2 separate regions of the Homo sapiens genome follow, and region 2 is linked to region 1. The links are chromatin loops, found by intact Hi-C in ENCODE. Cell type or tissue: IMR-90. All regions are shown on one strand. Each heading gives the region's core, and the rest is flanking DNA. Links, peaks and the distances in the headings are about the cores only.

Evidence for each region. Peaks named below come from ENCODE experiments on the same cell type or tissue, not always from the same donor. Only the 100,000 strongest peaks of a DNase experiment are listed, where the experiment ranks them.
Region 2: it touches region 1 in a loop (2.1-fold over the local background); 4 of 110 quality-filtered maps call a loop at or near these places.

Annotation. Positions count from the first base shown.
Region 1 is chr6:132,859,211-132,875,205 of GRCh38, reverse strand. It overlaps the pseudogene HMGB1P13. Among named protein-coding and RNA genes, the nearest start is that of SNORA33, 50 kb to the right of the region's middle. In IMR-90, for the core only: no CTCF peak of the experiment used is centred there; no DNase peak of the experiment used is centred there; H3K27me3 peaks cover 193 bases.
Region 2 is chr6:132,911,696-132,927,690 of GRCh38, reverse strand. It overlaps LOC105378008 (a long non-coding RNA gene), which reads right to left. Exons shown (of 8, transcript XR_001744346.1): 3 at 7,717-8,036; 4 at 6,533-6,750. Among named protein-coding and RNA genes, the nearest start is that of SNORA33, 100 kb to the right of the region's middle. In IMR-90, for the core only: no CTCF peak of the experiment used is centred there; a DNase peak (open chromatin) is centred at 8,010; H3K4me3 peaks cover 568 bases; H3K27ac peaks cover 902 bases.

The sequences.
Region 1 (15,995 bases), core at 4,426-12,425:
TTCTGAGTCTGGAAATTTTAAAACAAAAAGTTGAAAGAAAAATAAAGTTGAAAACCAAAAGAACATTAGATTTAATGAGTTAAAAGTGTAACACATCTATATGTTAAAAAAAAAAAGATACTTCTAAGTTACATGGCAAATGCTTATATTTTTAACAAACAAAAGGTTCATAAAAGTTATTAAGGAAAACATTAGAAAACCCCAAAAGGAAAAATGATGCAAACAGATGCTCCCCAGAAAAACTTCAAGTGACTAATAATATATGAGAAAATCATCACTGAGAAAATAATGTCAATCTCACTAGTCATCAACAAGGGAAGATTTTTTTCCCCTATAAAAGTTAGCAGTTTTATTTGTTTATTTGTTTTGTTTTGTTTTGTTTTGTTTTTAATGGTTATACTTAATACTACAAAGGGTGCCAGAAGAGACATCTTTTCAGTGTTGAAGGGCTTGCAAAATGGTACAAGAATTCTGGAAAGAAAATTTGAAGTGGTTTCAGAAACATGAAGAGTGTGCAAAATTTGATCAAGTAATTATGTTTCTGGAAATTTATTCCACAGGAATAACCAAAACTTGGACACAGATTATACACCAAAAATATACATTGTCACATAATGCAGTTATAATAAAGTAAAATGAGAAACAATTTCAATGTCCACTGTTAGGGTATAGGTAAGCAAAATTTTACTACATGGCACATCCACGAATAGAACATTATGACGTTGCTAACAATGTATATAAAAACTTTAATGACATAAGAAACTTCTTATAATAAAATCTTGAGTGAGAAAAACAGAGTACCAAGCCATACATGCACTATTCCTCCATTATGAAAAAGGTTTATTTAAAAATCGTGAAAAAAATGCTGAAAAAAATACCATGACAAAATATGAACAATGGTTGCCTGTAGGTAGTGTGATTATCCATGTCTTGTTTCCATTTTTATACTATTCTGTATTCCCCAAACTTCTTGTTGTGAACAATACCTGCTGCTAAGTGAGATATAAATAAAGTTCATTTAGAAATGCTTGCAAAGACATTAATAAAGAGAAAGAAGAGAGCCTTCAGGTTACTTTGAGGTAACCAAAAACACACTGGAGCCCATCCAACGCTGACTTGGTAATATAAATACATGTGTAACATAAATATTACATAATATTTAATATGTTTATATTTAATAATAATATATAAAATGCATTACGTAAACAGAAATAAAAACAAATCATATACCCCAGAGGCCAAACATAACTTTTTGAAGACTTTCCAAACAAGCTCTGTTTTTCTGTGTTTTTATGAGGGTCAAAACGTTCTCCAGAGTTTTTTGTTTGCCTATTTGTCCTGTTTTGTTTTGTTTTTATTTTCAGATAAAAGAATTGAACATTAAGTAAGTGGGAAACTCTGACATGGGGAAAAAGAAAGTTGTAGGACTATAACCGAATGAAACACTCTGAACATACACTTCTGCCCTGTACTACTACTCCGTATTTGTAATTAGACACCTCTTTGAGCAAAATTAACTTTTTTGAATCATAGAAACTCACTTATCTTAACAATATAAATCTGTTCTGCATAAAAAAAATCAAGATATGGGGAAAGACATACATATTATTGGTTTAAATTTTTCACATATTTATTTTTAATCTCCAATTAAATTTAAAGACTTGGACTGGAAAAATCAATCATTTTGTTTGCCCATGATTTCCCTGTGCTTCCTAACACTGTTTTAAGATCTACTCATACCCCCTTTCTCAGAGAGAATGTTCCCACAGGACTCACTGAATGCACAGAAAGACATATGACCCAGAACCCAGGCATGGCTGATTGGACCCAAAGGTCACCTAATCCAAGTGCAGTCTCTGTGATTCTCTCTTCGGAGAATTTCCAGTTAAAATACAGAGAGGCCCAGTTCATTTTCTGAGGGTACTCTACCTGTCAAGTTACTGAATTGGTGGCTGGGATTAACACCTTATTTTTGTGTTAATAAGCCAACCAACAGAGCTGGTCTATGAAGAAAACCAAGAAAAGAAAGTAGAAACCCATCGCTATGTGATGAACACAAATGATGCAGAGAAAGTGGGTGGATTAAAATGCTGTGGTTTCTGAGGGCTTTCTAGTTCTCTATTTCAGCACCTCACTCAGGCCTGCCTACACATCCTACCTTTGGTTTCATATATCTAATATCTTATGAAAACTTTCCCTTTATTTAAACAAGCTTTAGTTGTTATTTTGTTGCTTGCTACCAAAGCATCTGTCTTAGTCTGTTCTGACTGCTATAACAAAATACCAAAAGTTAAGTAGCTTATAAACAAAAGAAATTTATTTATCACATTTCTGAAAGCTAGGAAATCCAAGATTAAGGCAAATTTGCTGTCTGTTGAGAGCCCATTTTTCTGGTTCATGGATGGCACATTCCCACTGTTTCCTAACATAGTCGGGGACAGCCCTGTTTATAAGGACACAAACCCCATTCATGGGGGCTCTGCCTCCATGACCTAATCACCTCCCAAAGGCCTCACCTCCTAATACCATTAAATTGGTGATTAGGTTTTCAATGTATGAATTTTAGGAGGCCACAAACATTCACAACATTCAGACCATAGCAACATCCTTAGGTAAAATATATACTTTTCCTTTCTAAATTACAGTGAAAGGTGGACAAGCTGTGTATTTTTTATCCATCTTTAACAGATCAGGAACTGAGTCAAATAATTTAATATCACATGGCTAGTTACTGAATCCATGGGACCTGAACTTAGATTTCCAATTCTAGTTCTTCTGCTGTTAACTCCTCTGTGTCCAAAGGGCAATGCTGTCCTAAAAGCCATTGAATACATCAGCAGAGGTCTGCTTTCAAGGTGCTATAACTGGGTAATTGCTACATCCAGGTCCTACTCTGGTAGCATTGTGCAAGGAGGCCATGGGTGAACAGTTCAATTGAAAGCCTCAGGACCACTTACTTATAGTTCTACCACCAAATTTGTAGAAAAACTCCAAAAAACTGTTTTGACATTAACTGTTAACCAAAATTTATTGCAGCTTCTATTTTAACTACAGCTATACTGTCGGTATTTAATTGTTCTTTTCATCAAGAGAAAAGCAAGTGAAAATACTTTCTAGTTCCAGTGTTTAAAATATTCTGTAAACTCAATCAAACATCTTCAAATCTATCTAAAGAGGAATAAACAGCTGAAGTCAGCCAGAATCTACTCTATGCTCTTCAATATAGTATAACTAAAGAAATACAGTTAATTTACTAATACCTATTATAATAGCTACCTTTGTTTTTGAGACAGAGTCTTGCTTTGTTACCCAGGCTGGAGTGCAGTGGCTCACAGCAGCCTCAACCTCCCTGGCTCAAACGAAACTCACATGTCAGCCTCCCAAGTAGCTGGAACTACAGGCACTCACCACCACACCTGGCTAACTGTTGTATTTTTTTATAGAGATGGGCTCTCCCTATGTTACCCAGGATGGTCTCAAACTCCTGGATTCAAGCAATACTCCTGCCTCAGCCTCTCAAAATGCTAGGATTACAGACAAGAGACGCTGTGCCTGTGCTACCATTTTTTAAGTGCCTACATTGTGCCAGGCACTTGTCTGGGTTCTTTGCACATGTTATTCTTTCATTCATTCAACAAATATTTATTTTATTGATCATACTATGTGCCACTCGCTGTTCACACGTGACAATTCCTGAGAACACAACAATGAACAAAATGAAGTACATGCTCTCAACAAGTTTCTTAGACTTCATTTAATTGTTACAATCAACTCACTGTTGTTATCATTTTTTTAAAGGAGGAAAATATCCCCCCAAAAGTTAAGTAATTTACGCAAGGTCACCCAATTGATGAGTAACCTAGACTTCAGACTTGAAATTTCAGATTCTTTCCATTTGACCACATTGCCTCTCATTAAATCATTGAGTATGGAAAGTGAGACATATTTATAGCCAGGAGAACATGGTTATGAAGCTGATAATCACTGATAATCCATGCCAGGACCTTCTCACATATATCAGTTTCTTGATGCATTTACTACAAATGTAGATTACTTTCCATAAAGTAATACTCCCATTGAAACCAATATTTCCTAAAACACTTAAACAACACTTGAAATATATCATTGGATTATCACTGGATCAGAATCTAAAATACTCCAAAGTCAATAGAAACAACTTTCCAGATGTTCAATATAAGGTGAATGCAAGCAATTTCATTAAATCAAATTAGGCTAATTTTGTTTTTATTTTAATTCATTCATATATATTGAGTTCCTCTTATGGGCCAGAATCAGTTCTAAGTGCTTGAATACTAGAATGAAAAAACAAACTCCTACTCCAATGGAGTTCATAAAAAAAAAAAAAATGTTGTCATAAGGTTGCAAGTGCAGAAAAGAAAAATAAAGTATGGTATGGGACTAGGGGCATAAGGGGCCAGGACTTATCATTTTAAATAGGCAGGTCAAGAAGGGTCCCATTGAAAAGGTAAAATCTGAGCAAATTCCTAAAAGAATTGAGACAGTGAGCCACATGGGTATCCAAGCAAAGGACTCATCAACTTCAGTTTTCCTAAGGTGAGCATATCGAGGTTATCGGGAACATCAGGATCAGAGAAGTAGCAGGCACCGGGTTATGTAGGATCTTATAGGCCATCATAAGGAGTTTGGCTTTTACTCTGAGTTACATAGGAGGTTATTGGAGAGTTTCAAACAAAGAAATTGTATTATACAACAACTGCTTAAAAGAATCTCTGGCTGTTGTGTAGAATAGACCATAGGAAAGCACAGGGTGGAAACAAGGAAATGAGTTGGGAGGCTAGTAATAACCAAGGTGGGGGATGATAGCATCTTCCATCAAGAGTAGAAGGGGCCATATTCCTGGAGATATTTTGATTGTAGAGCCAGTAGGGTTTTCTAACAGACTGGATGTGGGGTTTCAGAGAAAGAAATCAAAGGTAACAACACGGTTTTTTTCTCCAAGCCGTGGGGATGATAGAATTGCCTTTTACCATGGAAGGAGGAGCACGTTTGAAAGGTTAGTTGTTTGGGCCATGTTATGTGTAGTTTGCGACGTGAAGAAAGTCTTTCTCAGAAGTGACTGCCAGTGTCAAAAGCTACTGATAGGCTGAGTGACAGGAAGCTGAGAGACTAATGGATTTAGCAATATGGAGGTCACTGGTAACTTTTGACAGAAGCTGTTGTGAGGGAATGAAATGATAGGAATGAAAGACTGTTTAGTATGGATCAAGAAGCAATGGGGAAAGAGAAATTGAAGGCAGCTGGTAAAGTCGCCTTTTTTGAGAAAATGGGCAAAAACTGAAAGAGAAAAAAAGAAGTTGAGAAAAAAAATTTAAATCACAGGTTAAAATTGAGTAGCATTTTTATTTGCTGACAGAAATGGCCCATTAGAAAGCAAAGAATTGGGTCAGGCACAATGGCTCATGCCTGTAATCCCAGCTCTTTGGGAGGCCAATGCTAAAGGGTGGCTGGAGGCCAGGAGTTTGAGATGGGGCTGGGCAACATAGCAAAATCCCATTGCTATAAAAAAAAATTAATAATTAGCTGGATGTTGTGGCACACACCTGTTGTCCCAGCTATTTGGGAAGCTGATGTAGGAAGATTACTTGAGCCTGGGAGTTTGAGGCTGCAGTGAGTTATGATGGCACCACTGCACTCCAGCCTGGGCAACAGAGTGAGAACCTGTCTCTAAAGAAAAAGAAAAGAAAGGAAAGAAAGAAAGCAAAGAATCGATGGGATCTATTCTTGCAGAACAAGAGTAGATGAGATCGATCTTATCCACTTCCAGTGAGGAGGCTGATATTAGAAGTGTGGGTAGTTCATTCACATCATAGTATACATGCTTTTGTGATTGCAGTAGCTCAGTATATTACATAATTTTTATTATTATCCTTATACTACTGCTATAGAAATCAATTTCTTTGCAATTTGCTCAAAAGACTGTACCTATTTTCTCACATAAATTTAATCAAAAATTAGTAATCTTGTTTTATTTTTATCGCTTTTTATCTAAATTTATTCTATGATAAATATTTCAATGTTTACACCAATGTTTACATCATGTAGCAGTGTGTGCATAAATATTGAGAGGCAAGTTGTAAATTTAAAGAGGACACAGTCTTCCCTGGGAACCTATCCCCTAGTTCTCTGCTGCATGGTGTACTATTAATTATTCATCATTCAATAAACTCTTCCAGGGAGTCTGTGTCTGGCTGTCACTCTCACCATCATTGCAGTACACTGAGCTCCATAGAGACAGCACTGGGGCAAGTGAAAGCTGGACTGGCACAGGGTGACTCTGTGCCTTGATGAAGAAAAATAATGAAACATGGGCAGAGGAGATCCTAAGAAGCTGAGAGGCAAAATGTCTTCACAGCATTCTTGTGCAAACTTGTCGGGAGGAGCACAAGAAGCAGCACAAAGATGCTTCGGTCAATTTCTCAGAATTTTCTAAGACGTGCTCAGAGAGGTGGAAGACCATGTCTGCTAAAGAGAAAAGAAAAATGTGAAGATATGGCAGAGGCGGACAAGGCCTGTTATGAAAGAGAAATGAGAACCTGTATCCCTTCTAAAGGGGAGATAAAAAAGAAGTTCAAGGATCCCAATGCACACAAGAGGCCTCCTTTGGCCTTTTTCTTGTTGTGTTCTAAGTATCACTAAAAAATCAAAGGAGAACATCCATCCTGGCCTATCCATTGGTGGTGTTGTGAAGAAGGTGGGAAATCTGTGGAACGACACAGCTGCAGATGACAAGCATCCTTAGGAAAAGAAGGCTGTGAACCTGAAGAAAAAATATGAAAAGGATATTGCTCCACAACAAGCTAAAGGAAAACCTGAGGCAGTTAAAGAGGGAGTTGCCAAGGCTGAGAAAGGTAAGAAAAAGGAAGAGGAGGAAAATGAGGAAGATGAAGAGGATGAGGAGGAGGAAGATTAAGAGGATGAAGATGAAGAAGATGATGATGATGAATAAGTTGGTTCTAGCATAGTTTTTTTCTTGTCTATAAAACATTTAACCCTCTTGTACACAACTCATTTATTCTAAAGAAAGAAACTGAAATGTAAGGCTATGTAAGATTTGTTTTTAAACTATACAGTATCTTTTTTTGTATAATTAACACACTAACCCACTGTGTCTTTAAATAGCCCCGTCTTGGTGATATTCTCAATAGCCACTAACCTTGCCTGGTACAGTATGGAGGTTGTAAATTGGCATGAAATTTAAAGCAGGTTCTTGTTGGTGCACAGCACAAATTTGTTATATATGGGGATGGTAGTTCTTTACATTTTCGGTTGTCTCTGATGCAACTTATGCAAAATAATCATTGTTCTGTTAACTGAATACCACTTTAATTGCAAAAAAATAGTCGCAGCTCTTTTGTTGTCATTCTGAATACTTACAAGTATACACAATTTTTTTTTATTAAAACAAAAGAAAGAGACCCTTCCACTTTGCCTTCTGCCTGATTTATCTCCTACCTCACTGACCATTCCTCCTCCTGTCTGCAGTTCTTTACTCTTTTCCATGATCCCATCCTTAGCTCCCTGTATCTTCTCCTTTTCAATTTATCTCATTAGAAAATTTACTTGGTTGTACAGTTCAAAGCACCTCTTCTGTATGCTTCTTCTCCATTTTACTTCTTGACCCTTTTAGGTGACAGTCAATTGACAGCAAAGCATCTCAATTTAAAGATTCTGGAATTATCTCAAAGCAACATAAATAAAACCAAACAAATCATCTCTTGGCCTTGCTGTTTGTGACACGGTTCTGCTGGTTCATTGGGCTTGCATCCTCTAGTTAGGGTAGATTCCTCCCATTCTTCTATTTCCTCAAATGCAAACAGACAGAATGGAATGTTCTGATCCTTTTAATGCAATTGTTTTTCCTCTCTTGTCCTGCCCTCTTTATTGCCACAGCTACTTGTCTACGATACCACTTCTTACCTCACACTGCATTGATTGAGCTGACTTCTAAGTGAGTTCCTGCTTTCAATCTCTCCTGGACCCAAGCCATTCTTGCACACACTAATGCCTGGATAATATCACTAAAACGTATTTCATCATGTGATTTCTCTAATCAGCAAGACTTAAAGCAAAGTGGAAACTTTTAGCAGGGCATTCAAATCCCACCACCACGTGGGAGTTTATCAGTTGATCCTTACATGCTCCACTGTATTTATCTTTCTCCATTCTATCCTAGGGGCAGTTTACTAAAGCCAAGCTCTTTACTTTCCTTAATATACATAATGTATTCTTTCCTATTATTGTTTTCCTTTAGCATCTCCCTCCCTAGGAACTATCCATATTCAACATCTTCCTCACGACCAAAATTCACACACAAACCCCATAAGTTTGTCCTATAATTACCTGCCTCACACCCTGACTCCCCTCAGCAGGTTAACAGCTTAAACTTGGGGAAGCAAGCCTTGAGCAACCAAACAAATTTAAGACACAATGATCTGTCAATGACAGAAGTTACAATAGAGGCAAAGCTATGGGAAAAAAAACTGAGGTTTTGGATCTGCATTCAAACTCTCTCTAGATTTCAAACAGACATACAAACAAGCTTCAGAATTATTAATACTTTAAAAGATGTTGTATATATTAATTATAGCCAATAAGAATTACCTAGTTTGATATTTCACACCTTACAGAAAATAAACTCGATAATTACAAAGGTCACAGATTATTTTGTTTTGAGTTTTGTTAATAAGAATCTTCCATTTTTTTTAAAAAAATCCTCATTTTGAAAGCACAAGAGTTCTATTTGGTGCTTTGTAAGTATAGATAATAATCTTATTTTTTAACTGGAAAACAAATCTTATAGTTTTATAAAGCAAAGACTTCAGGATCATATTCTCTAGCTTTCAAGGGTATATATTTATCAATTAATAATGAATCTATTCACTCAGCACCTTATCCTTGTGTACAACGTTATGAAATTGATGGTAAAGTGCAATTTGTCATGCTATATTTTTACAACCGCAGGCCTGTGTTAACTATTCTCTGCAAAACAGAAAATGTTGTTCTAAGATTTATTGAACATTTAATGTGAAGAAATAAGTACTCCCTTGAGTATTTCCTTTGTATAGAGAAGTTCAGATAAATTGCTTAGCTCATATAGATTGTAAATTCTGGTATTCAAATCAAGTCTGTGTGTGGTTCCAGAAGCCATGGTACAAATCATTACCTCCCATTGTTATCTGCAACATGGTACTCCTTACTCATTCTGCCTAATTAAGACATAATCTTGACATACTTCTCTACCTAGAAGAAATTTATCCACGAGAGGATTACAGTTAAAAATCTATTCTTCCCTCATAGTAAATGTTATCTACACAAACGTGTGGCTTACATAGAATACATGATAGACTACAAAAAAGTTAATACATGTATTATTTCCATATGCACACTGATTGAGGCCCTGAGATATGGATTGGGATAGTTTGATTCAATTGGGGAAAATTTTTAGTAAAAATTTATCTTTAAATCTTGAAAATTAGGTGCAACAAAATTGGAAGGAAGAGTTGGGCTACTTAAGGACTGGGGACAGGTGGGCAGATGTGATTAACAGTGTGAAGTGAAAAAGAGAGAATTGAATACAAAGCATAGGATGGGGGTTTCCCTGACCAACGCAATGACAGATTTGAGTGAAAGAGTATGAACAGCACAGCCACATGACCATAGAGACATATCTAGTAGGGTCATGAGTCTTGCATTTACTCAAGGGACAACTTTGAAGATGGTTTTTGAGAAATAAATTTCCCATACATATTCAACCAATTTGTATTTATATAAGGTGTTATGGTCTAGAATTTTGGCTATTTAAACTATTGCCTAGCAGGAACCACGGATGTCAGCATCACATGGCAAAGTATAAGAAATACAGAATCTGTGGCCACACCATTGACGTACTGAATGGGAGTCTGCATTTTAACAAGATTTCCAGGTGAGTTTTGAAAAGCACTGTGGCTGTGTTCCAATCTGATTTGGTCATTTCCTTGTTATGTAAATTTAGGCAATTCCTTTCATCTCTAAGCCAAAATTGCACATCTCTAAAGTTGGGAGAACCTCTGCCATGCTGATTCAGGGGATTTGTAGAAGGATCAAATGAAATGAACCATGTGAAAGCACTTTGAAAGCTGTAAAACGTCATTAGACATCTCTCCTGAAATGGGCATCTGCATCCAGGAGAAATTCAGCTGTCTCCACTATCCCTTTACACAAAGGAAGGCTCAGAGAAGCATCTCACTTAGTAAAACAAATGTCTTACTCTGTGTGTGTGTGTGTGTGTGTGTGTGTGTGTGTGTATACACACATATATGTGTATATATATATATTCTTGTTTTTTTTTTGTTGTTTTTTGTTACACGGTCTCACTCTGTCACCCAGGCTGGCTGCAGAGCAATGGTGCAATCTCGGCTCACTGCAGCCTTGGCCTCCCTAGGCTTAAGTGATCCTCCTACCTCAGGCTCTCGAATAGCTGGGACTACAGGCACATGTCACCACACCTGGTTAATTTTTTTGTATTTTTGTAAATACAGTGTCTCATCACATCGCCCAGGCTAGTCTCGAACTCCTGGGCTCAAGCAATCCTTCCAAATGGATCCTTCCAAATAGATCCTTCTAAAATGAATCTATATATTCAAATAACTTATTTGAGCTGATTATCTGCTACCATAAGTAATAAATAGGGAAAGGAAAACCTAAAAAAATTATGCATAAGAATACTGTCATCTTGGTCTTCTCCTGTATCATAGTTTCTAAACATTTGGAAAATATCATGTTTCAGTATGCCTGAAGAACCAGAAATTACCTTTTTTTTTTTTTTTAAAGGCAAGAGCCAGTGTTGTTCTCTATAAAGCAGCGTAGGAGTTGAATTGTGAACAGAACAGTCTACAGGGACTTGGACTCAGTATTCAAAGTTTATAGTCCTTAGTTATCAAACTGCTGGTAAAGTAGAAAAATACATCCAGGGGACCTTGATTGTTCTAAATCATGGCTGACTGTTTGGCACCATGTCCTTTGCCCCTACACTGTGTCCTGAGAGGCATTTTGAATCTGCAAAGCCTACCAGAAAACAGGAAGTGGGGGTGAATGGGGAGGAGAAATGCATCTTCTAAATTAAAAACGGAAACATGGATGCTGACGTTAACAAAGTTTCTTCAAGGAGAGAGCCCTAGGTAAGCAAGCGTAACTTTGAAGTGACCCACAAACATCACCCTTTAAAGAACATTCTCCATCTCACCCAGATTGTATTTCCCATAACTGGAAATAAAAGCCCTTTGGGTTCTGCTAGAGTGAATGATTTTCCACAGTCACAAGACCGAGTGTCTAAATATTCCTAGCAAGCTCATGTATTTATTGAATCCTGCTTTTCGAGCTTTTTTCAAACCTTGGTCTTGGAAGAATGAGAGAAATATAACCTGGAAGTAAAAATCCAGGTTTTCTTGGGCTCAGGAAGGGATTTAATATAAATTGCTCTATTAACAAAATGTCCTTTGTTATAGCCCCAAGGAAAAAAGAAGTCACCATGGACAAAGCGTTTTCTAAAATGCTGTCCCTAGAATCCTACTGGTGTCTCACTAAATCTCAAGCACTGCTATTCCATTTTAATACCCCACTCCCATTTGTTTAACTTTCCACTATATTATTTTCAAGCCTTCCCATGATGCTCTTAATAAGTAAACAATATTATCTTGTCTCCAATTCAGATTTAGTATTTTCTTATTATCTTTACAGATAAGATCAGACTTTGTACATTGTATTTAAGAAAGAATTTATATAGCGATATTATACACACAAACATACACTTTTACATAAAATCTTTCAAACAATGGTGATGAGCACCAGCTTTGGATTTATAGATATAGCTATTATTACTGTATTATTCATTTAAGACAAATACCAACTAATGAGAAAAAAATCCAAAAGAGCCTCCATAACACAGGCATTAAGAGCATTCAGATCTGGGAAAGATAGTTAATCTCTTGAAACTTTTGTTTCCTCAGCCACAAAGTGGAGATAATACCAGAGCCTACAGCACAGAGAGGTGTAAGAATTACAAGAGGATGTATTAAAATACTTGGCCTGCTGGGCGCGGTGGCTCACACCTATAATCCCAACACTTTGGGAGGCCGAGGCAGGTGGATCACTTGAGGTCAGGAGTTTGAAACCAGCCCGCCCAACATGTTGAAACCCCGCCTCTACTAAAAATACAAAAAATTAGCCAGGCATGATGGTGCGTGCCTGTAATCCCAGCTACTCAGGAGGCTGAGGTGGGAGGATTGCTTGAGTCTGGGAGGCAAAGGTTACGGTGAGCCGAGATCATGCGATACGGCACTCCAGACTGGGTAACAGAGCAAGACTCCATCTTTAAACGAAACGAAACTAAACTAAACTAACATAAAATAAAATACTTGGCCTTATAAATGCTAGCTACTATTATCTATGTCGCTATTGTTTTTATACCTTTATTATTAAAGCCCTTAAAATTGAAATGACTTTTAATGTATCTCTTAAGATTGCTATTCAATAGACATTTTACCAATGCTAAATATGGGGAAGCAATGAAACACAGCTAATGTCAAGCGCCTAAATTAGAAGTAGGAACAAGGTTTTCTGAGTTCTCGGCCTATTCCTTTCTAATCTCTTCTTAGAACTTAGCCAACACTGAAAAGGCAGCACTTCTGAATGAAGATAAAGGAATCTACCAAAAAGTAGGTTACGCAAGTTTCCTAGGAACCAAAGTTATGTGAGTCGTGCATATATGAATTGGATTCATCTAATCCATTCAGTTTGAATATGAGTATTTACATTAAAATTCATGAAAAATACAAAAGCATTATATATATTGCAAACTTATATTCACCATACGTTGTTGTTAATGCTCAAGCAGGAACAAAATAAAAGAAAAAAGTATAAAGGTAAAATGTGTATATTTTCCCCCATAAGTAATTTTTGCTTCATTCTGCTTTGTGCTTGAAAAATCATATAAAAATATAAACAATATTCCTATTTTAAAACTCTTTCATTTTGTTTTGTTGTTGTTTAGCATTTATAGATTCTGGAGGTTGGGTGCGGTGGCTCACGCCTGTAATCCCAGCACTTTGGGATGCCGAGGTGGGTGGATCACCTCAGGTCAGGAGTTCAAGACTAGCCTGGCCAACATGGTGAAACCTCGTCTCTACCAAAAGTACAAAAAAATTAGCCGGGTGTAGTGGCAGGCACCTGTGATCCCAGCTACTTGGGAGGCTGAGGCAGGAGAATCGCTTGAACCCGGGAGTCAGAGGTTTCAGTGAGCGGAGATTGCGCCGTTGCACTCCAGCCTGGGCAACAAGAGTGAAACTCCATCCCGAAAAAAAAAAAAAAAAAAAAAAACAAAAAAAAACACACAAATAACTTTCTGAGAAGCTTTCATTTTCATATTGTATATTTGATGGATGTTTCCCAAGATTTTAGACCAAATATCAAATTTTCCATATAGTACCAAACGTGACACATAATGGGTTCTCAAGATACATATTTGTTAAGTTAAAGAATAGCAATTTATTGTGAAAGTGCCTATGCCTACACACAATAGACCCTTAATAATAAATGATTTTTGAATCTGAATGTTATTCTTTGTTTACCAAAATGACAACAGAATTGTAATGAAAGGATTATAACATGGTTGACCATCGGTCAAGTGGAAAACCTTCTAGACCCCATCTACTTCTCTGTTGTAATGGTAAGGTTCCTGAGTACTCTAGGCAGCTCTTGAAGCGCAAATCAGATGAAGTGGGCCTAACAGTGTTTCTTGAGTGTGGGATGGTCCATAAAGACTTCCTTGAAACCTCACTTTGAAATACGCTGCCCCACCATCCTCATGATAACTTTGTATTGATCAGTCTTTGAGCCATAGGCTGAAGTACAGTATAAAGAGTCGTATTTCTTACCCCCTATTACATATGACTTAATATCTTTTGGCTAGAGACAAAAGTTATATCAGATATATTTAGAGAAAATGTATGTAATGAGAGTGACTAATGTATCATGACTTACAAATATCATGCCTAATATGTTTATTAGCTATCTTTACATGTTTTTGAAAGTTGTAATGTTTGAATGAGCAACAAATTGACCAAAAGCTAAACACTAATGTGAAAATTGAGCAGTGTTGGATATAGTCAGAGGGCAGGGAGTTGTGAAAGACTAAAGAAAAGATGGATGAGAAATATGAATACAAAGAAGTTATTAGAAAAATGGGATCAAACCCAGAAGAGAGGACGGTAAAAGTCAGAGGAATGCCCAACTAAGAAATCAGAGTATCAGAAGGCTTCAGTTATCATGCTGAACTTGAGAGTTAACCTTGTTCCCTACAAACTATGCCTGTCTATACTGGGCTGAAACTATCCTAAATCAGTAGGCGTAGTGGGCCTTGATTATAGCAAAACTCTTGATAAAGTCTTTAAAAATAAATTTGTAGATGAAATAAATATCACAAAGCATAATTTTTTTCTAAGACTTATCCTATTGCCTTATATATGGATAGCAGACACTTATATGGAAAGAATGAGGACTGTGATCTGGGGAATACCACATTAAATGAATTCATAGCTGGCTGATAACATATTTATTAATCAATGCTTTACTATCCTCTCTATTGAGAGTTATTGGAAGACAGAGATCATGTAATATTATCTTTGCAACCCTGGCCTGAGCAAAGGGCCTAAATACCCAATACATATCTGCAGATCAACTGAACCTGGAGGGAGATAACCAGCAGCTTATCTCAGAATGCAGATGTTCAATTTTTTCATCTGTGATTTGAATGAATACCTAAGAGGTTTTAAGCAAATTAAATGTGTGGATAACATGAAAGCTTAAAGGATAAGATGCTTTAAATACTTGATTGATCAAGAGGCCACCACCACTCATCTTAAATACAGCACTTAATGGGAACTATAGCAGCAATAGTAATTGAGCATTTATATGAAGTCAACACCATTAGGAACAACTAGATGCAAAGGTAAACTGAGGGAAAACCATGTTGCCTGCCCTCAAATGAGATTATTTCATTTTTTTCCTCTGAATGCCATTTAAATAAGTAATAAAAATTTAAAATGTAAGTCCTTGGAAATATCTAATATATGTAATTAACTCTGATTTAAATTTCGGGTGAATTTGATCAAACATTGAGAAAAGGTTTGAAACTTTAATAAAAGCCAGAGCATGAAACTTTAATTTAAAAAGGAGCAGTTTCATGGAAGTGTCCAAAAATAATTTTGCAAAAAATAATATTTTTTGAGTGGCCACCAGACAAAAGTGTTGAGTGACCAACTAATTTGAAAAACTGATTGTTCCCCAGTGTTGTTAGAAAAAAAATTATAGCATTAATCGGTTTTGAAATAGGCCTTTGCCTGGACTAAAATTTTGCCCAAATAAGATACAGGGTCCTTCTGGCACACTTTGAGCTTAGGATAGAACCATAGAAACTTAGAGACACTACCTTACATTTGGAAGCAGTTCTACTTTCTTAGCGAGAGGATCACGGGAAACTTCTGTACCTGTAGGGCAGTGGAGATCAAGATGTGGGAGCCTGGGTTTCTGACTGACCTTTCAGCAAAGGGTACCCATTTCACAGTGGCAAAGATGACGGCCTTAGCTTCCCCTTTCTTTGATTTCAAAGGTTTATTTCCTGCCATCTCTCACAAAATAAAAAGACCAATTCAGAGGTAAATTTCTGTATTAAAAATGGAAACATCTGACATAAGCAGAAATGTGCAGAGAGTCATATTTCTGACTATGTAATTTTACCCTCTGTTTTCAGGAAGAAATTTAGAATTTTCTTCTCCAAACTCATAATTTTTCTAGTATATTGTCATCTCAACGTGACAGCAACTTGAAGGAATAAAAATTTGAGGGAAGGAAAATTAAAACATCCCTTTCAAAGAATACAGATTGCCATGGAGTAGTTCTGAGAAGTTCAGAAAAGCGGT
Region 2 (15,995 bases), core at 3,536-11,535, 53 kb before region 1:
TATTGATTCTTTGAAGGTTAGCTGACATCAGATACTTTAAATATCTGCCCACACAATGATGGCTGAGAAAACCAATGAGAAAGAAATTTTTCTAAGTTAAGACACTTGTCAAACACAGCTAGCTTTAAGTAGACATCATTGCACTAGGGGACCACTTTGGTTTTTAAGCCTCTTTGAGAGACAGAGGGCAAGCCTTTGTTAGCTCTTCTTCTGCTAGAAATCTGCTTCAGACCTGTTGATGTTATTTTTTTCCCTGACTTCTGTAAATATTTTATAATTATCAAAAAAAAGCTTTCTGAAGAATTATTTACATTTTTCTTCATGAAGATAAAGGAACTGATTTGTTCATAACTTGATGTTTACTTAGAAATTCCTATATTCTAAGCATTTTATTCTAGAGTTCAAAAACCTCTCCTATAATTTTTCTAAATGTTTCACACGTACTTTTTTTTTATTCATTGGAATATTCCCTTCTTTTCATTTAACATAAATACAGTCCTCATACCCCACCCCATCCCCCAAAATAGAATAAACATTACTTTTTTGAGAGTTTGCAGAGCATGGAGGTGCTTCTGTTTATTACTGCAATGATTTTATAACATAGGTACAGTATTTGTACTCACATTATGAAATAGGATCCTGTGTTTCAGAGGGTTTGAATAACTTTCCCAAGATTACACAGCTAAAATATATGGAGCTAGGAGACAAAGTATAATTCTGTTCAGAGTAATACTGATTCCCTTCTACACTCCCTTCTACACTTCAAAACAGCTTCTCAAGCTCTAACATGAGCCTATATTTAACACCAGCTTTCCTTAGTACATAAGGACCCTCAACTCATCAATCAAGGCTACAATGATCATGCTCTACATAAGAAACGCCTGTATCTTCCACTGATATGCTCAGGGGTGTGCGTGTGTGCGCGCGTGTGTGTGTGTGAGCGGGAGGGGTAGGGGGAGGGTCTTGTTTTTTGTATTACTTAAGTGCACTGGCACTGATGGTTATGTGCATTAAAAAGCACACACAAAAAAGTGAAAACATATTTTTCTTTATTGTCAGAAGAAAAAAGAACGATCCATGTTACCTCAAGAACGATCCGTATTACCTCAAAACCTATATGGACATTACAATGTCAAACTCACCTTATTTTTTTTCTAACATCCATTTGATTAGATCATTTTAAAATTTATTCTGACTACGGCACCATACTTTTATGCATCATTGTATATTTGAAATTAAAGGGTTTACTGAGTTGGCAATTATAGGGAGACTTTAAGCAAAAAACTAAACTATTATACAGAAGGCCCAAATTACAGCAGTGTCCAGTTGTACACCGATTTTATCTAGATCTCAAGGACAGCACTAGACCTTAAAATACCAAACTTTTATTTGCATAGTCAGTTTCGAGTTAGTAAGAAAGATCAAATATGCACTGTATACAACAAAATCTAAGAGAACGTTTGCATAATGTCAGCAAAATATGATTGTAACAGTGACAGGGTAAAGTTACTATTAAAAGAATTGTACTTATTCATTTAATGCTTAAAGTTGTCATATGAGGTGAGTACTCATATACCCATTTTATAGGTGAGGAAACTGAGGCACCGAGTGTGTTGATAGCTTGCTCAAGATCACACAACTAGTAGGTAGTGAAGTCAGGATTTTGACTTAAGTAGCTGGTTGTAGAGTTCCCGTGTTTAACCACTACACTACTTTGATAACACTAATATTGTTATTATTGTCCTTTTTTTTTTTTTGATACCAAATCTCACTTTGTTGCCCAGGCAGGAGTGCAGTGGCACAATCACGGCTTACTGCAGCCTTGATCTCCTGGGCTCAAGGGATCTTCCCACTTCATCCCCCTAAGTAGCTAGGACTACAGGTGTGTGCCACCATGCCTGGCAAAAAATAATCTTAATAAAAATGTTCAGAGTCCACATAGAAAAAACACCAAAATTCCACTTAAAGATGTATTAGACTGAGTAAATAGAATCTTAACACATTTTTGGTGAGGAATCTGAATGTTTTACCTGTGTAACTCTTTTATGTTAATGACTTCAATGTAATTTACGTTGAATGCCATATAAAAATTGCTGTTAGTACTTTATTACTGTTCTCTTTTAGGATACCTCAACATTTGAATTTTACCATAATAATGTGACTTAGTTTTCTTAGTTTTTGTCATTTTTAAGATTCTGGCAAATAATTTTAAATAATTTATTTGTTACTAAAATTTGATATATCCTTAACGATCATTCAGCATATTATCAAACTATATAACCATCCTAAAATACTTGATGAATAAATTAATAAAAGTTAATGTTTCTCAAAAAAAAAAGAAAGAAAGAAAAGAAAGAATGAACAGGTTCTCGGGACTGTATTGGGTCCTATGCAGGCTGTCATCAGTACAATATCAGTTAATGGCAAGAAAATATTGTCTTGCCATTTAATAAGGTATTACTCTAAATTCTGCTCCTTGCTCAATTGAGTTATTTAGCACTGGAAGGCATTTAATAGCATCTCTTGGAGAGATATATATATATATATATATATATATATATATATATATATATAAAATAACCAGGGCCCTGAATAGGTTGTTTAAGAAAACATAGATGATGAATGGTTTAGCCAGATCCCAAACCAGGGCCTCGGATTCCCAGTCCAGTGTTTTTTCCCACTGCACCAGATTCATGTAAAACTCTAAGACACACATTTTAAACAGGATATGCAATTTGGAAAATTTACTTTGAATTATAACCTTGTGCCCTCATTATTTTCCACCACTATTTATCTTTGTATCTTTCTCTATCCTAAGGGTCCTCTCTTTTGGATCACTGTTATCTGATTTTTCTAAACATTCCTCCTTGTCTTTCACTTTCTCTTCATAATTGCTTTCCATTTTTAGGCCCTATCTCTACTTATATCTTTACTCTGAGTTTACTCTTTCTGTATTTTTTTGAAAATCCCAAGAGGAGCATTGTTTTGGTTTTGAAGGCACCAAGTAACATGTCTTTATAATCAAGAACTTGGATGCTACTTACATATTCCAGATATCTACAGTTATCCTTGAAATTGATTTCGCCTAATTTTTATAAAGTTATCTAAGCCCTTTCATCCCTTTAAATATCTGTTTTGAAATTTGCTTTGTAGGCTATGAGAATTCTGTAGATGAAAAAAAAATAGAATGAGTGCGGTTAGGATAAAGAACAAGACGTTGGCGTGTAATCAATATGATTCAGTGGATAAGTAGAATTTCCGATTGTTATATCAGTTTTAAACCAAATTATGCATCGCCCAATTCAGGAAGCTTGATTCTTCCAACATGCTTGAACTACTTTCTGGCAGAGTTAGATGCTTTGAAAACAGAGCAAAAACCAACAGAGTTTATGGTGTGGTAGAGTCCTATGGCCTCAGAGTTTCTGAAAAACAAGCATGGGCCCTTTAAAGACAAGGGATTTGCTTCACTGGATACATTAATGCTTACAAATGTACTGTTATCATGCTTGGGTAGCCAATATTTCATATTTTGACAACTTCACACATTTCAGAATTAGGATCAGCAAAGAATTTTGAAGGAGACAACCCTGAGTACAAGTTCTTAGAGTTTTATTTAACTTCCTGAGCCTCATCTGTAGACACTGCAAGGTTGTTATGACAATTAAAAGAATGTCTACAAAGTGCCACACAATGGGTTCCCAGTGAGTGATATGATGATCATGATGTTACTAAAATCCCATATTGATTTAAAAAAAGGGAAGAGAAAACCATGCCTCTGGATAAATCCTCCCAGCAGATACAATGAATACCAAATAACATAACTGTAAAAATTTTAAAGGATAACAACAATTTACAAATTAGATTGGTGATTCAATAAATAAGCCTGATAGGAAAAAAAGAAAGGTACTCTTAGAAGAAAACCCACAAAAGTTAATCTGATCAATTGATAATGTTTATATTTGCCCTTGATGTAATCAATAATTTTAAAAGGCAATTTTAAAGAAAGTCACAAAGAGTCATTACTATGTTAAAATTATTTTTCCCAATGTCTTTCATTTTGCCGTATGTAATTAAGAGATCATAAAATATTTTTTAAAATTCACCATTTGTAAAGTTTTATTATAAACATTGTATTTGTTTTGTAATTCTAAACAGTAAATGATCCAGGGAGAATCTGCCGCCTGGTAAGGAAAGGCAGACATCTACTCTATGTAGAATTTTAGAATAATCGAAAATCAGACTGACGAACAGGATAGCAAACCCTTGTGGAAAAGCAAATTGGTGAATCCACACAGCAAAACTTTCTCAGGTTTTCAGTTATGAAAGCAAAGTTCTCTATTGTTGCCACGTATTTTATTTGTCATCTCTAAGCCAGACATCACTTGACAGCAGCTAGTAGGCCCTCTATATGTGTTGATGCTTCACTTGCTTACCACAGGACAAGGGCCCTCCAGAAAGGGAAGCATGCTGGGTAGGTGGAGATCCTTTTTTGCCTCTGGCAGACTCAGCAAGAGGTGACTGATGCTAAAAAGAACAGCGATAACCCTTTTCTGTTTGCTAAAACTAATGTTGTTCCTATTATTCTAATTTTGTTTACTTTAAAAATTAAAAGTAGTTATTTGAATCAAGCAACATATTCCCAAAAACAGATGAAGTGGACATTTTAATACAGACTGAAGTAAAAGAAACATTGTACTGTAGCTCCCTCACATGGATCTTAAGTGTTGAATAACAGCCTCCAGATAATTATTTCCTCTATCCCATACTCTTCTCCCTTTTGGGGTGCTGCCCAGGTAAGCAGCCAGTACTAAGTATCTGATAACATGCCTTGTTGGGCCATGTAGAATAATATTTTCTTCTGAGCCCTGTAATTTTGCCCCTCCACAATCTAAGGGTCCACGCCCAGCACATCTCGTCTCCTGGGAAACCCACAGCAACTCAGTGGCCAATAGTTATACTATTTCTACTTCTTCCAAACCAAGACGAAGATGATTTGAAATTTCTGTTTGTTTATTGCCCGCTGAACATACATTCCAAAAATACTGGAGAAAATACGAAGATGAAGTATTCTCTGAATTAGAAGCCAAATGTCTCCTCAAAGCCAATTTTACTGGTTGGTTATATTATGTTTGTAAAGGTTATTTTATGGAATCAATTTACATTCACCTCTACTATCAAATTTAGTAAGTGTTAATTATATTTCTTATATAAGAGGAGGCAAAACTTTAATTTTTTGCATATTCTCTGCTAGGTATCTTTATTTTAGACACATATCGAATTTTTGTATTTACCTAAACACTCTTAGTTCTATTTTAGAGATTAAAAACTAAGGTTCAGCTTATATCCAAAAGACAGGGAACAACAAATGCTAGCAAGGATGTGGAGAAAAGGGAACCCTCATACACTGTTGGTGGGAATGTAAATTAGTACAACCACAATGGAGAACAATTTGGAGGTTCCTCAAAAAACTAAAGATTGAGCTATCATATGATCCAGCAATCCCACTGCTGGTTGTATACCCCAAAAAAAGGAAATCAGGATATGGAAGAGATATCTGCACTCCTATGTTTGTCGTGCACTGTTTGCAATAGCTAAGATTTGGAAGCAACCTAAGTGTCCATCAACAGATGAATGGATAAAGAAAATGTAATCCCTATACACAATGGAGTACTATTCAGCCATAAAAAGAGAATGAAATGCAGTCATTTGCAATGGTCCTGGAGATCATTATGTTAAGGATAATAAGCCAGGCACAGAAAGACAAACATCACATGTTCTCACTTATTTGTGGGATCCAAAAATCAAAACAACTGAACTCATGAACATAGAGGAGTAGAAGGATGGTTACCAGAGTCTAGGAAGGGTAATGAAGGGCCGGCAGGGAGGTGGGGATGCTTAATGGGTACAAAAAAGAAAATAGAAAGAATGAATAAGGGCTGGGCATACTGGCTCACACCTGTAATCCTAGCACTTTGGGAGGCTGAGGCAGGTGGCTCACTTAAAGTCAGGAGTTCGAGACCAGCCTTGCCAACATGGTGAAACCTCGTCTCTACTAAAAATACAAAAATTAGCCAGGGATGGTGGTGCACACCTATAATTCCAGCTTCTCTGGAGGCTGAGGCAGGAGAATCGCTTGAACAAGGGAGGAGGTTGCAGTAAGCCAAGATCGTGCCATTGCACTCCAGCCTGGGCAATGGAGCAAGACTCCATCTCAAAAAAAAAAAAAAAAAGGATGAATAAGACCTACAATTTGATAGCACAATAGGGTGACTATAGTTCACTAAGAACTTAATTATACATTTTGAAATAAATAGCCTAACTGGATTGTTTGTAACTCAAAGGATAAATGCTTGAGGAGATGGATACCCCATTCTCCATGATGTGCTTTTTTCATATTGCATGCCTGTATCAAAACATCTTAAGTACCTCATAAATACATACATGTAGTATATACACCACAAAAATAAATAAAATTCTAAAAATTTTTTAAATAAACTCTAAAAAATCAAGTTTATTAAAAATAAGTACTCACACTAAATATATTGTTGCTTTGATGCTAAGAATGATATTTAAAGTTTATGTTGGAAGATGTCTCACCCTGGAACTTTTTAAAAAAATCTGTTTCTTAAACTGCCAGTGACTTCTCCTAAATGGTATTTGGGAAAAGGTTCATGTTGCTTGGGTTGTTGAGTTCTCAAAGGAAAGGTGAGGGATGGAAAAAATTCTAGGTGTTGGTTTTTTCTTCACAGGCTAGCGGCAGAGAGAAAAGAAGAAGTAAAAATTAGTATTGTCTTGATATCAAATTGGTATTTGATAATTGTATGCTTATGTTGAACAAAATTTGGGGAAACTTAGCTTCTCACATAGTGTTCCAACCAACTCAACACCTTCCCCACTTTTGCCCAACTATTCCCTTGACCTCACTAATGCTTTATATGAAGTATATACCTCAGTTTGTGACTTAGAGTACTCCTAAACAAACCTTTCCGCAGATCACATTTGTGTAAATCAAATCACATTCATTATCCTGCAGTAAACGCAGTCTAAAAGGACAGATTCCTCAGTGCTGTGCTTAATCACACCCAAATTTACAAACCCAATAAATCAAGACATCAGTGCATCTGACTGTCTTCTGGTGTAGAACACGTGTGCATTTGCTCCTTAGCAAGTTCATGGTGCTCCAGTACTTGACATAATAAGTCTAGGAGCCACAAAGAAGACTCTCTGAGGAACTGCACGTCTGAAGAGAAGATGTGGGCATGAACTTGAATCAGCTAGAATACTGGGGGTCAGGAGGAAACGAGGAATGAGACTTGTGTTGGGACTTTGGGGGAGTTCTGCAACTATTCAGAAACAGTCTCCAAAACAATCCATTTTATTTCAGTAGAAATTTCTAAATTTCTTAATTTCCCAAGGAACTGACAAATAAGATGATAAAGATAGATATTAGACAAACTAGGGTGAGGAATAACTTTTAAAGTTTCTCTCAATTATTGAGCATTTTAGATGCCCATTATTTTTCTGCCCCAATTCAACTCAAGAAATATAAACACCATGTCTCCCAGATGACATATGTAAGTCACATTCATTATGTCCCCAAACGCTTATATAACAAGCCTTCGGTTTCACAGCAAGTGGCGAAGTTGATGGTAAAATGTTTTTATTTTCCTCCTCCTGGTAGATGCTTGTGTGAAGTGATGGAACTCCTTATCCTACCTTTTATATGCCGTGGCATGTGGGAATGCAGACATAGCAGAGAAGACTTGAGTATATTGAGTGAAGGACCTTAGGTATGGAGAGGTAGAGGACTGGTGAAGGAAGCAGGAAAATTAGTAAATGGCCTTCCTCTCCTGTACTCTGCACTCTAACTTTCAGGAAAAAGTAGTTGTAGTCAATCTCTCAGGGTATTGGTTAATTCTTCCTTCCAGTTTAAATGGTTCATGGGTCAACTGTTGACCTCCTCTGCATAAGACAGCCTTGAGCAATCGCCTCCTGAGCAGCAGGCTGGGCAAGGTTCCACATTCCATGGTCCTTTGCTGGAGGAGTTGGACACAGGAAGAGAGAGAGAGAGCATAAGAGACTACTTGCAGTCCACTAAGCCAAGAGCACTTTTGCTTCTGCATATCTCAAACATCTGAAAGCCTATGCAGGTTTCTGTTTACGGGAGAAACTATCAAGGATGCCAGCAAAATACACACCAGTTTCCTAATTTCCAAGTGTCTATGGCAAAGTAAGAGCTTTCCATTTCCAGCACCAAAATACATAACATTGCATCTGATGTGCTGCTTATTTATTCTCTTTAAACTTTTAATTCAGAAGCTCAACTTGTCTTAAATGGCTTAAAGCCCAAACCAACACAGCAGTTACAGCTCTCTGACATATTGTTTGTAACCAGAAAAATCAGCAAAGCCAGAAGCTTTCTGCTGTGAGCACTTTTGTTTCCCCTCTTTTGTTTTATTAACCTCTCCACAGCTGGTGCAGTCGAAAACACTCTTTCATCACATGCTTAGCAGAAGTTCAAGTGTAGCAGAGAATGCAGCCAAGAATCTGTCTGCTGGATTCACTGTCAGAATGTCATGTTTCACTTCTAACTTAACTCCTATCTGATACAGATGACGGAAACAGACAAAGCAAATCTGCAACAGGAAAGGCTCTCTCTCTGGACCCTCTCAAACTGATTAATAATCCAAGGATTCGAGGACAAGTCAAATAGCAGAGTAGTAATATTTTCACATTAATATAAGAATTCAGGATTCACAGGATTTTCTGCTTGTCCATCCTTTTTTTTTCTGATGTAGTAAACAGCCTACAGATCACAAAGCTACTGAATTATGAAGCAATAATGCACTCTTGTCTGACACTACTTAGAATTTATAAAATAGATTAAAAATTAAAATAGTATCAAAAATTTACCAGACTTCCTGTTTCCTTCTTTATTTTAATGAAGCATTTATATTCCTAGTCTTTGTACATCAATATCTTTTTTGTAGGCTAGGGAGTCTTTATCAGAATTGGTTACTACTCAGGTAAATACACACTTATATACTATTGCTACAAGGTGATTATTGGCTGTTGGAATTTTTTTAATGTCATTAGATGAGTACTCAAGTTACTTTTCTTGGAGAGAGGATACATTTTCAGCAGCATTTCCCAAACTGCCTGGCTTGGGTAAAAGTTTGCCTTTATTATAACAGAAGTATTTTAGCTTCTTTCCTAATATGTTCATAATTATAAAAATACTTCAAATTTAGTGAACTATTGTTGGCTTCATCTCCCAAATGTAGGAACACACAATCCTTTTTCTGTTGTGACATTCAATTCATAAGCACATTAACAGAAATTAAGTATCTCCTAACACTTGAGAAAAGGTAATACCTAAGTGATGTCTCAGCCATCTTATCCTTTCCCCCAGAACTTCCAAACTGCCTCAGGACCCAGGGATCAAAGTGTTAGCACCCGGCAGAGCACGAAACTTTAAGAACTTCAGAAGTCCTGCTGATGGTCCAAGTTCCTGCCATATATATTTCTAAATATTTTTAATATCACTGCTAGTATCATAGTGGAAATATTCATTTTACAAATATTTATTGAGGACTTAATGACATACCAGATACTGTTCTAGGTCCTGGCTGAGCTAGTCCTAAATGACATAGATAAAAATACCTGCAATGAAAAGAAGTGGACAGATTCTGGTTGCGTTTTTGAAATAAAGTAATCAGGACTTGCTGATGGATTTGGTGTAGGGAGAAAGAAGAGAGAGAATTCAAGGAAACCTCATAAGTTTCTTACTCAAGCAACTGCTAGATGAAGGTGCTATTTATTTACATGGGGGAGAATGGGAAGGAGTGGGTTTGCAAAGGTACGTTTCACAGTAGACTTGAATTCACAGAAACATATATGGTAAAACCTATGAGAAAACTTTCAAAAGAACACAGAATCACTTACCCTACCTATGTGCCAATTCTTCATCTATAAATCTGAGACATTAATATCTACCACACATAATTCAAGAGGTTGTGGTAATAATCCAACATGGTAACAGATATGAAGTTATTGTTATTGTTGGAGAAACATGGGTCACTATCACTAACACCATCACCCAGATTTCTGGGAACCATTATATTTGGTTCTTCTAGGCTCTCACCAGATAGGAATGTGGGTGGTGGAAGCTCATAGAACAGAGAAGAGTTGTAACAGTGGAAGGTAAGATCAGCAATTAAAATCTCCCCAAAATTAGGAGACTGTAGAGATGGTCTGTACATCAATTACAACATTTCAGAAATGGTTTCTCAACCAATCACTTTTTTATTATTTATTTATTTTTTTTGAGATGGAGTCTAGCTCTGTCTCCCAGGCTGGAATGAGGTGCTGCAATCTTGGCTCACTGCAACCTCCACTTCCTGGGTTCAAGCGATTCTCCTGTCTCAGCCTCCCAAGTAGCTGGGATTACAGGCACCTGCCACCATGCCTGACTAATTGTTTCACCATGCTCGCCAGGCTAGTCTCGAACTCCAGACCTCAAGTCATCCACCTGCCTCGGCCTCCCAAAGCACTGGGATTACAAGCGTGAGCCACCTTGCTCAGCCCCACTTTTCTTAACATTAATGAAAAACTGGACCAATTTTGACATTGTTTTACATTAGATAAATAGGATTAAGATAAATTGCAATTGGATAAATTGCAATTAAACTGTCTTATCTAATATAATTATGAAAGGCAAGATAAAGGGCAGAGAAAAGGAACAAATGATTTCATTCATATGCCTCACTCATTTTCACATTTCCCCACTCATGACTTTGGGCAAGTTGAGTCTTTGCATCTATAAGACATGGATCATGAATGCACTGATTACACCTTACTGAGTTGTGGAAAGAATCCAAAGAAACAATGCATGTGAGCATGCTATTCGAATGGGTGTTGTTATTTTACCAGCAGAACATATAGAAGGTACACAGTGGAAAAACTATTTGCAGGCTACAGTTAATTATTTGTTTTATATCTTCTTACTTCACCCCATGGCAACCACAGCATCTTGTATGTATTCCAAAGCGTTTACCACCCTTCACTGGATTAAATGAATTATTATTGAAGGTAGCAGATGACAAAAATATCATGTGTCTAATATACTGTACCTAGAGGCTTAAGTTCAAAGCTTTGGCACGATTCCTAAGGTACTTTGCACCTTCCACACCATACCAACCAACCCTTAAAATTCTAAGTAGTTCAAATTCTATGCCAATATTTCTCAGCTTCCTCCTTTCCCCTCTGTTACGGAATGAATAATTTAACTTTCTGAAGCTTAATAAAAAGTAGACAGCATCGTATAGTGGTTGAAAGCATAGAATTAGAGTTAGGCTGCTTGGGTTTGAAACCTAGTTATATGACTAACTTTTAGCAATTTATTTAACCATTTTGTACTCAAGCAAGATAAGGAAACTGATAATACCCATTCCATTTCCAGGGTTGTCATTAGGAGTAAATAAGTTGTTACTTATTTAAAGTGCAGAGAACAGTGCTTGGCACCTAGTATGAATTCAGTAAGCATTAGATGACATTATGTCCTCAGAATATGATATGGCATCTATAATAGAAAAAAAATTAGGCATGGATTTATTCATGTGACTACATCTTAATACTATTGTGTAGAAAATTACTACGGAAGATCCTTGTCACTAAAACAGGAAAGATTTAAAGCTCAGTTAGAATGTTTACATACAAAACGGATTGATTAAACAAACATTTGTGAGATGTATACCAAGCACCAAGGATGGTGTCCATGTAGGGAGTATAAAAGCAAACATACTCAAACCCTGTCCTTGAGCAATTCACGCTGCAGTCAGAAGAATCAGTTAGAATTATTAAAATTAAATGATATTTATTTGTTTATGCTAACCTAATTCCAAACTTTCTTACATAAGTAACACAATGTGAAAGGTGCTAGAACAGACAGAAGCACAGAGAACAGTGTTGTGGAATTCTGAGTAGGTGGCATAACTTGGGGGAAGCCATTTGCAGAGCCATGAAAAGAGGAGGAATTGAAACTGACCTATGGTACTAGATAAAATGGATTAAAAGCACTTCTAAGAAAAGATGATGCTAGGTCAGAGTCTTAAATGATAAGAAGAAACTTTATTAGATCGGACAATTGGGGAGCAAAGGATAGGTATTTACAGGTCAATAAACAAGAAGATGCATGAAAGGATGATGTAACCTGGGGGTCTGTGGAACTAAATATGGCAGAAATGAAGAGTGTGTCTGCACACATGGAAGGAGTTGAGGGTAGAGAGTTTGTCAAGGGTCAAACTATGCACAGTGGGGTACATTAGGTTTAGAAGTGTGGTCTTAGTGCTGAAGTAATGAGATAGCTTTGAAGGATTTGAGCAAAGGGACATTATTATCAGAAGCATGTTTTTGAAATATCTGACTCTGACAACGTCCTCACCCCATGCCCAGGCTTCTTTACTCCCCTTCTCCTGCTCTGTATTCCTCCATGGCACTTAACACCACTTGATACATTATTTGATGTGTTGGTTGTCAGTCTCCCCCAACCAGAAAGTAAGCTTTGTAAGGACAGGTAATAAGTACCTCTCTTGCATTAAACATTTAATGAGGAAATAAATAGCTGGCATATGAGGCAGATTCCATACAACTTCGTACCTTCCCACTCACCCACTTATTTAGTTTACTTTTCTTCTGGAGAGCAAGCTTTTTTGGTGGAGTAGCCAACATTCTGTTAACATGAGAATTAAAATCTTAAGCAGGACCAGGTGAGGTGGTTCATGCCTGAAATCCCAGCACTTTGGGAGGCCGAGACAGGAAAATCATTTGAACCCAGGCATTTGAGACCAGTCTGGGCAACATAGCAATATCCCATCTCTATAAAAAATGTAAAAATTAGCTGGGCAAGGTGGTTCACACTTAGCTATCCCAGAGGCTAAGGTGGATGCCTTGAGCCCAGGAATTCGAGACTGCAGTGAGCCATGATTGTGCCACTGCACTCTAGCCTGGGCAATAGAATGAGACCCTGTCTCTAAAACAATAAAATAAAGTAAAATTTTAAGCAGGATTCTCATGGTTACTCTTTCCAATTAGCATTAAGAAAAGCCATTTAAATATCAATAATCCATTGTGACTATTTCCTCAAATAAAAAGGTTAAGCATCGGCCGGGCTCGGTGGCTCATGCCTGTAATCCCAGCACTTTGAGGGCCGAGGAGGGTGGATCATGAGGTCAGGAGATGGAGACCATCCTGGCTAACACGGTGAAAACCCGTCTCTACTAAAAATACAAAAACTAGCTGGGCGTGGTGGCGGGCGCCTGTAGTCCCAGCTACTCGGGAGGCTGAAGCAGGAGAATGGCGTGAACCCAGGAGGCGGAGCTTGCAGTGAGCCGAGATCACGCCACTGCACTCCAGCCTGGGTGACAGAGCGAGACTCCCTCTCAAAAAAAAAAGAGGTTAAGCATCTAGCATTATCCAAAATAGATCTCAAAGGCCATGTGCTTTTAAAAACAGGTAGAAATCGTGTGATAGAATAGCGTTATTTAACATTTCATTTCAAAGAATTAATAAAAGCTCATCATTTCTACAGTTTTGTTTTACTCTAATACCTTTAGGAAGAAATATAATGTGATGATTTCTGAATTAGGACGCCTTGACAGTAAGAGTGTTTTTGTAATCTATAACTTTAATCCCTTAAATGTACATTAAGCCAGGTGAGGTGGCACGTGCCTGTAATCCCAGCAGTTTGGGAGGCCGAGGGGGGTGATTACTTGAGGCCAGGAGTTCACAACCAGCCTGGCCAACATGGCTAAACCCCGTCTCTACTAAAAATGCAAAAATTAGCCAGGTGTGGTGTGGTGTGCACGCCTGTAATCCCAGCTACTCGGGAGATGAGGCACGAGAATCACTTGAATCTGGGAGGCGGAAGTTTCAATGAGCCGAGATGGCTCCACTGCACTCCAACCTGGGCAACAAAGCAAAAACTCTGTCTCAAAAAAAAAAAAAAAAAAAAAAAAGACAAAAACAAAAAACATTAAATTCCTTAAATATATAGAATGCTTGCATACTTAAATAATTATTTAGTTAATTATATTTAGTGAAGTTTTAACACAGGCAATTCAAGAGGGCCATCTAAGATCCACCAGGTTTTCCTGAATTAGGCATGCTTTCATCGCTTCATTGTTTCCTTAAATTTTCTTACCACTTGGGTGAAATCAATTGGATTTCACTGTGCCATATGCGTCATGAGTCTGAGCTGCTTTGGGACGTTTATTTATTTCTGGCCTTTGATCACCAGTCTTGTCCCCTCATTCTGAGTAGGAAAATTCCATGCTTGATTCTGTCAACCCACATCCTGCAGCCCTGAAAGCACAGGATGTAATTTTCCCTTGCCATCTCCAGAGCATTTTAAGCTGCTCATGTCTCACTCCTTGATGACTTCCAAGACCCTCTCTCTGGTTGTATCTCTTGAAAGAGGCCAGCTGGGGCTTCCCTGGCTGCCCCCATTGACTGACCCTGGTTTCTCCTATGCCTGTCCGTGCTAGGTCTCATTTTACCAAGTCTAAATTTGGTAAACCACAGTGGGCCCACTCTCCATCGTCAGTTCAAAGCAGTCCCCTACTTATCATTGCTGTCACTTGCTTAATATTTAGGGGACTACTTTAGATTTCTTTTCTTTGGGAAATTGCTCGGCTGGAATGTGATCTCCAGAGTTTAAAATTCAGTCCGTTGCTTGCTGTGACTCAGAAGCAATTACTATTCCCACCCAGAAGAAAATTTTTCTGAAATAAGTACCCTTTAGAAAAGACAAATTTAAGAAAAGTTGTCCTTTTTAAAAGCCAAGGAAACAATTTAAATACTATTACTGAAAGACTTTAAAGCAAAATGTGTGTCTTAAATGTTGAATAAAAAAATTAGGTGTTTAAATTCAATCCTGAAAATTAAAAATAACAAAATAAAGAAGGAAGAAAAAAGAAAAGGAAAAAGATTCGAGGTAAAAGCAGAACTCCAAAGAATAAGTAAAGAGTGCCTTACATTTTTCCATGATATTAAGTGACTGTGCTGATGTAGCTTTTGAAATGTCAGGAACTGCAAAGGGTCTGGGATGTTTAGACCCCACTTGTAAGTTAACTAGCTAGCTAGACACAGTTCTGTAAATGTCAGAAACATGAGACTTCTGGGTCAGAGGCAAAAGGCTCTGTTACTCACAGCACAGCAGGCAACATGAGCTTCACACTCCCGTTGGTTCCACCTTGTCCCCCAAGTGGCATGGGAGTGATGCAGGTAGACCTAGGTGAGTGCTACGCAGAGTTAGTTGGTCTGTGTTGTAACCGAGGAATTCCAAACTTAGGAAAACCCTAATCTAATAAGGGCTGCTAACAAGTCTTCTTATCCTTTTCTAGTGAGAGCTATTATCTTTATTATCCTAGTCAGAAAGAAAATCTTCCACCTATCCCACAGGGATCTCTATCTTTCAGGGATGTTTGCAAACATGCATGGCCAACAGCCTTGAAAAGGTAGTCTGAAACAAAAATGGTCGGAAGATATGTAGAAATGATATGAAGAAGTGACCTAAACAATACCTGTACCTTGATGTCATTTTTAGAAATATAAAAATTTCGCTGAAATTTTATAGGAACTATCACTCAAAATTATAAAACTTCATTACAGAGTTCATCAAAGCACAAACATGACCACCATTAGCTCAACAAATATTTTGAATCTCAAAACTAGCAGAATCTTTAAAAGTAATTTTAAAGTATGACATATTAAGTACTTTTTACATCTGGCAAAACATAAATTTACTTCATAAGACAGGATGTTCAACTAATATATACGACCTGACATTAAGGCATAAAAACATCCGTGGGCTGATACAAAGTAAAGGAACAATAAGGACAATAGTGAGGATTTTTACAATTATGTACATTTCTAGGGGTAAGTGTTTTTATTTTTATATAGAAACTTGAGGCCGGGCACATTGGCTCACGCCGGTA